2 separate regions of the Homo sapiens genome follow, and region 1 is linked to region 2. The links are chromatin contacts, found by Hi-C or POLR2A ChIA-PET in ENCODE. All regions are on one chromosome and are shown on one strand. Each heading gives the region's core, a stretch centred on a gene start or an enhancer-like site at or near the end of the contact. The rest is flanking DNA. Distances are from core to core; before and after follow the strand shown. Region 1 overlaps HOMER1 (homer scaffold protein 1). Region 2 overlaps JMY (junction mediating and regulatory protein, p53 cofactor).

Region 1 (3,959 bases), core at 1,157-3,656, 160 kb before region 2:
CCTTGGAATAATAACTTAAATCTGTTTAATCCATACTTTACCAGGCTATTAAATAATTTGATCCCAACTTTTCCTTTTGATTACAGCATATTCTAAACTAGTTTAAAAGTAGTCACCTATTTTTCAGTGATCTCTGTGTGGCATTCTCAACACCCTTATATATAACTGCATATAGCCAATTGTAAATTACCCCTAAGGTAACAGAGCAAAGGAATAGCACATGTGAAAAAAGACATTGTAGTTCAGTTTGAAAAACCTTACGGGTGGGCGTCTTAATATTGCTGTGGTATGGAAGACAAAGTACCCATCCATTACAGCATCTGAATTTAATAGCCTGTGTTAGTTAATTCATACTTAGGTTAAAGGAAGCCCAAGTCACTGGTCCAGATATCATACATGACAATGTCATACAAAGAAAAATTCTTTCAAAGTCACAGATTACAAAAGAGGGTGTTAGATTAAGGGAAGCTGAGTTTTTGTGAGTAATATGCTCAAGACTGTCACTGTACTGGAAAAACAGCAAAGCAAATGTCCGCTGAAAGGGATTTCTGTCGTGTTGTTTTTCTGTAGCTAAAGTGGTGACTCTTGCTGAACTAATCTGGAGTTGGAATACAGCCAGACTTCATCACATTGGCCAGTAAAGTTAGGAGACTTTTGCTTCCATCGAGGCCGATCAGGAAGGCTTTAGAAGGAAAACCAAAAAAAGCCTCTTTTGATAATAGCTGCGCAATCAGTAGTGGACTAAGCTATTATTGATTCTGGGCTGTATTCACTTACTATCATCTCCATTTGCTTAGAATTCATTTGCATAATACTTTTCATCAGGGCCCTTACCTTTGCATATTATTTACATAGCTTATATGTGCATTTAATAAATGAAGTTGGTAGGGATGATTCTGCCACAAGTAACATGCTATTAACAAACATTTAAATAATTCGATGTTATATCCTTTGATTCTGGCCTCCTCTTCAAAAACAAATTTAAACTGAATGCAAAAGTTTTCTGATTCAAATCATGGCTAATGAAATTATTGGTTACTACTGGTTTCTAAAAGATGGAAATCTGGAAACAGATTTTACTGTAAAATTATCCATATCTTTTCACACAATTTTAGCTTTGGTAAAATCTGTTAATAAGCATCATTTCAATTCTGCCAGTACCAACAGAGATTTTTATCGTTTAAATTATTATTTCCCAACAACACTATGTATTGTACAATTTTTAGGGTGAATTTTCCTTAAGTGACCTACTCTGCAAGGAAATAGTGGCATTTTTGTCTCCAAAGTTAAATCAAATTATAGAAGGCCAGATAAAAACATTCATTTCTATCTTTAATAGATTATAATGATTATAATGCTATTACCCTGTAGATAAGAGAATGGGATTGAAATTAACTGATCTCATTCTTGGCAAGAGATAGATGTATATTCATAAGAGTTGAAAGAAACATAATTTTTTATTTAGTATGTAAGACTGATTTCCTGAAGACATCCCACTGTGGAATAGTCTAACATCATTTCCTGAATAAATTTCCAAAGAAAGCTTTTAATCAATGGTCAGTTTTTTAAGAAGGGAAATCGGCCGGGTGCGGTGGCTCACGCCTATAATCCCAGCACTTTGGGAGGCCGAGGCGGGCGGATCACGAGGTCAGGAGATTGAGACCATCCTGGCTAACACGGTGAAACCCCGTCTCTACTAAAAATACAAAACATTAGCCGGACGTGGTGGCAGGCCCCTGTAGTCCCAGCTACTCAGGAGGCTGAGGCAGGAGAATGGCGTGAACCCGGGAGGCGGAGCTTTCAGTGAGCCGAGATTGCACCACTGCACTCCAGCCTGGGCAACAGAGCGAGACTTCGTCTCAAAAAAAAAAAAAAAGTAGGGGTGCGGGGAGGGGAAATAGGGAAATCAACAAAAATACTGACTTTTGTGAATCTAGTAGATACATAATTCACAGCATCACCTTGGGTCAATTCGTTTTTCTTCTCACTTAGGAACTAGCAGTAGGTCCACTGAATAGCTTTTTATTCCCTTCCCTTAGATCTGGCTCTCAACCTTCCAAATTCACTGATGTAGGGAAACTATGATTTACGTTAAAGTATTTAAAACACCTGTAAGGCACTTTGAACCTTTCACAAATATCCCTGAGCAAGAAGTTAGTATCCACATCTCCTTCCTAAAAGAGGATAAGCTGCTTAAAATTTTCAAAGGGAATTTCTTAAGAGGCTTTAGAGTATCATGGGTAGAAACCAGCAGCGAGGATACAAAGTGGAAGTGAAACTGGGACCTCCTGTGGCTCTTCACCCTTGTATTTCCATTCCTCAGCCACAGCTACATTAGGGCATGTGGCAAAGACTACAGAAGGCACTGTGCCAGGCAAGCAGTGCACAGATGTTAGCAGATGTTACAGTGTGGAGCCATCTCCAATGGAGCTGCCCATCAGCACATAGAAATGTTGCTCTTACTGCTAGAAGCACAGTTACAGGAACCAGGACATTTCTCGGGCCCTCTTATGGGACTCTCCATTGTAGCAAATAAAAATGGAAGTAGAGCTAGACTTTTGCTGTGCTCTCTCAAATCAAATGGGAAACTATGCACTAAAGTACAGAGTGTTTTTATGGAGTACACATAACATAGATTCCCTTCTCCCCTCTCACAATCAGAAATTAACCATACCACTTCTTAGAATCATTTCTGTTTACTTATTTTCTCATTGCTTCATTAACTTGCTAAATTTATTCTGAGGTTACATAAAAGGTTTAAACTTGCTATAAATAATACATCTGTACTAAGAATGACAATATAAATCATTGAGTGCATACAATATAAATCATTGACTGGGTTTGATTTAAATTATTTCTGTTCTTTACATCAGTAATCAAAAGGAGCCACTTTAAAATATTTAATGTTAAATCTTTTCGGCTTTTTAGCAGCTTGCAGAAGATTCTTTGAGGATTCTTTATTGACTGCATATATGGAAGGTACTACCATCTGAGTGTCCCATTTTTTGTCTTCAAGAGTACATTTACATAGGCTATTTACTCCTCAAAATCACCCTATAAAGATAGTTGTTAATAACCCTAATTTTATAGATGAGAAAACTGAGACCTGATGAGGTTAGGTAACTTGCCCAAGGCCCATATCTATTAAATGACTACAGCCATAGTTTGAAGCAAGTCATCAGATTCGAGCCTGAACTTTTAACCAGCTGTTACAGCAATTGATTCTTAATACAGATGTTTAATAAAATTCTTCGAAACTCAGAAATATTTATAGAGTGATAAAGGCATACATTATACATTTTGAAGTAATTTGTTTCAGATTAATTTTCCTCAGAAAAGTCAATAGTGTTTCACTTTCTTTACCAGAGCTGAGTAAAATTCTGTATTTTATCTGATCTACGATACACCAAGAAAAAATATCGTCAATTAAACTATGACTATGACAACTCTTTTAGGTTTACGTGGACATAGATTTTAATATCAGCCTCTTTTGTACACATGTAATATATGTAAAATAAATGGCTTAAGGTGTTCTTATAACTTCATCATATGCAGGGTCCAGCTCTTCTGATTCACTTTATGACTACAATTTATGTCCATGTTTTTCACCTCGATATCATTTTTTTGTGCTATCAGTAACATTGGTGATACATTGTTTCTTTAAAAACTATTCTCGGCCAGGCACAGTAATGCCAACCCTTTGGGAGGCTGAGGCAGGTGGATTGCCTGGGCCCAGGAGTTTGAGACCACCCTAGGCAACATAGAGAAACCCTGTCTCTACAAAAAAAAAAAATACAAAAAATAGCCAGGCGTGGTGGCACTTGTCTATATTCCCAGCTGCTTGGGAGACTGAGGTGGGAGGATCACTTGAGCCCAGGAGGTTGAGCCTGCAGTGAGCCATGATTGCACCACTGCACTCCTGCTTGAGTGACAGAGTGAGACCATGTCTCAAAAAACCA
Region 2 (4,332 bases), core at 1,144-3,643:
CTCCCTTGGCAGGCATGGGACCCAGACTGGTAGCAGGAGCTGAGCACAGCCTGCCAGGCTGAGTGGGTAGAATGAGCCCAGCAGGCCAGAGGAAAACTCAGGCAAAGGCACCACTGGCCACACAAGTTTCTGGCTGGTGAGGCGACACCCCAAGGATCCCGTAACACCACTGTACTCCAGCCAGAGGGAGACCCTGTCAAAAAAAAAAAAAAAACAACAAAAACAAAAAAAGCCCTAATATCTGAATTTATAAAGTAATGCTCCAAACTGATATTTTTATTTCTTTTTAGTTCAAAGATAAATATTGTAGAAACTGATATTTAAAATGATTTTCAGATTCTTTCCTTTGTAGATAAGTAGTAAATTTCAGTAAATTTGACTGTGTTCTACCCCTGGGAAAATACATACCTCTCATTAAAATGTACATACACACTCTGTACATACATGTTATGTATAAAAAATCAAAGGCCGGGCACAGTGGCTCATGACTGTAATCCCAGCACTTTGGGAGTCTGAGGCAGGCGGACCACTTGAGGTTAGGAGTTCAAGACCAGCCTGGCCAACATGGTGAAACCCTGTCTCTACTAAAAACACAAAAATTAGCCAGGTGTTGGGGTGCATGCCTATAATCCCAGCTACTCAGGAGGCTGAGGCAGGAGAATTGCTTGAACACAGGAGGCAGAAGTTGCAGTGAGTCGAGACTGCACCACTGCACTCCAGCCTGGGCAACAAGAGTAAGACTCCGTCTCCAAAAAAAAAAGATAATCTGTTTTCATCTCTTAGGGACTTACAATGCACTTTAAGGGGCATGAGGGGTCCGTAAAGAGAAAAACCAGGGTGGCAGTTATGGATGATATCAGCTGTCAACATAAAGCCTCTTTGATTTCTGAATTTCTAACACAATTTCTGATTTTTTCTTGTTTGTTTGAGACAGGGTCACGCTGCTGCCCACGCTAGCATGCAGTGGTGCAATCATGGCCTACTGCAGCCTCGACATTCCTGGTTTCAGGTGATCCTCCCACCTCAGCCTCACAAGCAGCTGAGACCACAGGCTTACATCACCATGCCTGGCAAATTTTTGTAGTTTTTGTAGAGACAGGGTTTCACCATGTTCACCACGCTGCTCTTGAACTCTTGGACTCAAGCAATCCGCTCACCTCAGCCTCCCAAAGTACTAGGATTATAGACATGAGCCACCATGTCCAGCCTCTGATTTCTTACAGTGGTCAGAAATGACTTTCTATAGGGAAGGGACCTGATCTGGCCCTACCTAGAAAGAAGTATGGAACTTAGCCGGGCATGGTAGCTCACGCCTGTAATCACGGCTACTTGGGAGGCTGAGGCAGGAGAATCACTTGAACCTGGGAGGTAAAGATTGCAGTGAGCCGAGATCGCACCACTGCACTCCAGCCTGGGTGACAGAGTGAGTGAGACTCCATCTCAAAAAAAAAAATAAAATCAAATAAAATAATAATAATAATAAAATAAGGAATGTGGAACTTAACCAAAAAAAAAAGGCAGTGGTGATGGTGTACATAATGGAGCAAAAATAGGACTGTGTATAGTGACTTCAGCAAATAATGCATTTAAAAGGCTTGGCTATGGCTGGGCCTGGTGGCTCATGCCTGTAATATCGGCTAGTTACTAGGGAGGCTGAGGTGGGAGGATGAATTGAGCTCAAGACTTGAGACTGCAGTGAACTATGATCGCAACCCTAGGCGATGGAGAACCTGTCAAGCAAGAAAGAAATGAAAGGAAGGGTGGGGGAGGGAGGAAGGCAGGAAGGTCAGCACAATGGGAACAGGTGCAGAAAAGAAAGAAAGAAGGACAGGTGCAGTGGTTCAGGTCTGTAATCCCACCACTTTTGGAGGCCAAAAAGGAACAATCACTTGAGGCCAACAGTTCGAGACCAGCCTGGATAACACAGACTCCATCCCTAAAAAACATTTTTTAAGTTAGCTAAGGGGAATAGGACAGAGCAAGATGATGCAAATTACCCTTTACGAGACTCTGCACATTCTCAGCTGTGGTAGCTATGGGGTGGGGCGAGACTACTTCTGCTTGATTCCTGGCACCAGGTTAGCTATCAGGTCAGCCACGGTGGGGTAGAACACCAAGTGGGCTCATGGGGTCCCTGATTCCAGGACTTGACTCTTGGATGGCATTTCTGAACCTGCCCTGGACTATAGGAGAAGCTACTGCCCTGAAGGGTGGTTGAAAGGTGAGTCCCAGGCCAGGCAACATTCACCACAAACTGACTTAAGAGCCCTTGGGCCTGAAGGGAACATCAGCAGCAGTCTGCCAGTACTCCCCCTGGGCTTGTTCCTCTGGGATGAGGTTCCTCTGCCACTGGGAAGGGGAGGGAAAAGTGGGAAGGACTCCACCTAGTGGTGTGAGTGCCAGCTCAGCTGCCATACAATAGAACACCAGGTAGACTTCCAAGGTTTCTGATTCTAGTCCCTGGCTTCCAGAAAGGACCCATCAGGGACCTGGGGGAATTCTTCCCTCTGAAGGGAAGGGCACAGGCCTGGCTGGCTGGCTTTGCCACTTGCTGATTGTAGAGCCCTAGGGCCTTGAATGAACGTAGGCGGTAGCCAGGGAGTGGTTATAGCAGGCCTTGGGGGAGACCCAGTGCTGTGCTGGCTTCAGGTCTGACTCAGCACAGTCCCAGTGGTGATGGCCACAGGAGTGCTTGTGTCCCTCCACCCCCAGGTCTAGATGGCTCAGAACAGAGAGAGAAACTCTGTTGTTAAGGATAAAGTAAGGGAAGAGAACAAGAGTCTTTGCCTGGTAATCCAGTGAATTCTTTCACATCTTGACCAAGACCATCAAGGTGGTACCTTTATGAGTCTGCAACAACCACAGCAATATTGGGCTTGGGGTGTCCCCTAAAACAGATACAGCTTACATCACAACACCCAAGTCCTTTAGAATATGTGGAAAGCCTTCCCAAGAAGGACAGGTACAAACAAACCCAGACAGTGCAGATCACAGTAAATACCTAACTCTTCAATGCTCAGACACAGATGAACATCTACAAGTACCAAGATGATCTAGGAAAACATGACATCACTAAATGAACTATTAATAAATAAGCCACCAGGAACCAATCCTATAGAAACAGAGATATGTGGCCAGGTGCAGTGGCACACTCCTGTAATACCAGAACTTTGGGAGGCCGAGGCAAGCAGATCAATTGAGGTCAGGAGTTCCAGACCAGCCTGGCCAACATGGCGAAACCCCATCTCTACTAAAAATACAAAAATTAGCCAGGCGTGGTGGTGGGTGCCTGTAATCCCAGGTACTCAGGAGGCGGAGGCAGGAGAATCCCTTGAACCTGGGAGGTGGAAGTTGCAGTGAGTCGAGATGGCACCACTACAAGACCCTGTCTCAAAAAAAAGGAGAGAGAGATATGTGACCTTTCAGACAGAGAATTCAAAGTAGCTTTTTTGGGGGGAAACTAAAAGAATTTCAAGATAACACAGAGGAGGAATTCAGATTTCTATCAGACAAACTTAATAAAGAGATTGAAATAAAAGAACCAAGCAGAAATTCCAGAGCTAAAAAACACAATTGGCATATTGAAGAATGAATGCATCAGAGGCTTTTAATGACAGAACTGATCAAGCAGAAGAAAGAAATAGTGAGCTTGAAGACAGACTATTTGAAAATACAGTCAAGAGGAAAAAAAAAAGAGAAAACAATGAAGTGTGACTGCAGGATTTAAAAAATAGCCTCGAAAGGGCAAATCTAAGAGTTATTGGCCTTAATGAGGAGGTAGAGAGATGGGGTAGAAAGTTTATTCAAAGGGATAATAACACAGAACTTCCCAAACCTAGAGAAAGATACCAATATCCAAGTAAAAGAAGGTTATTATAGAACACCAAGAAGACTTAACTAAAGACTACAAGGCATTTAATAATCAAACTTCCAACAGTCAAAGATAAAGAAAAGATCCTAAAAGAAGTGAGAGAAAAGAAACAAATAACATACAATGAGGCTCCAATACATCTGGTAGCAGACTTTTCAGTAGAAGCCTTACAGGCCAGGAGAGAGCGGCATGACATAAAGTGCTGAAAGAAAAATCTTTTACCCTAGAATAGAATACCAGCAAAAATATCCTTTCAAACTTGAAGGAGAAAATAAAGACTTTCCCTGACAAAAGCTGAGGAATTTCATTAACACCAGACCTGCTCTACAAGAAATGCTAAAGGGAGTACTTCAATCAGAAAGAAAAGGACATTAATGAGCAATAAAAAAGTCATCTACCAAGCTGGGGCGTGATGGCTCATGCCTGTAATCCCAGCACTTTGGAAGGCTGAGGCGGGCAGA

What was found. Hi-C counts contacts between places; a loop is a spot of excess contacts on that map. ChIA-PET counts read pairs that join two places held with the same protein, here RNA polymerase II (POLR2A). Pooled maps may share reads with other maps.
Region 1: a pooled map shows a loop between it and region 2 (2.0-fold over the local background). The contact joins two enhancer-like sites. A Hi-C loop is called at or near these places in 2 of 50 pooled maps. POLR2A ChIA-PET finds 5 or more read pairs at or near these places in 4 of 52 experiments (BJ, MCF 10A, OCI-LY7 and 1 more).

What each region holds. Positions count from the first base shown.
Region 1 is chr5:79,415,063-79,419,021 of GRCh38, reverse strand. All of the region lies in intron 5 of HOMER1 (homer scaffold protein 1), which reads left to right. Among named protein-coding and RNA genes, the nearest start is that of HOMER1, 97 kb to the left of the region's middle. RefSeq lists an enhancer at 2,508-2,557. Within about 2 kb of position 2,406, at least 4 of the 41 ENCODE cell types and tissues checked have a DNase peak (open chromatin) inside an H3K27ac peak, as active enhancers do; they include OCI-LY7, where a contact is called at or near this core.
Region 2 is chr5:79,254,197-79,258,528 of GRCh38, reverse strand. All of the region lies in intron 1 of JMY (junction mediating and regulatory protein, p53 cofactor), which reads right to left. Among named protein-coding and RNA genes, the nearest start is that of JMY, 20 kb to the right of the region's middle. RefSeq lists enhancers at 1-421, 2,365-3,153. Within about 2 kb of position 2,393, at least 2 of the 41 ENCODE cell types and tissues checked have a DNase peak (open chromatin) inside an H3K27ac peak, as active enhancers do; they include OCI-LY7, where a contact is called at or near this core.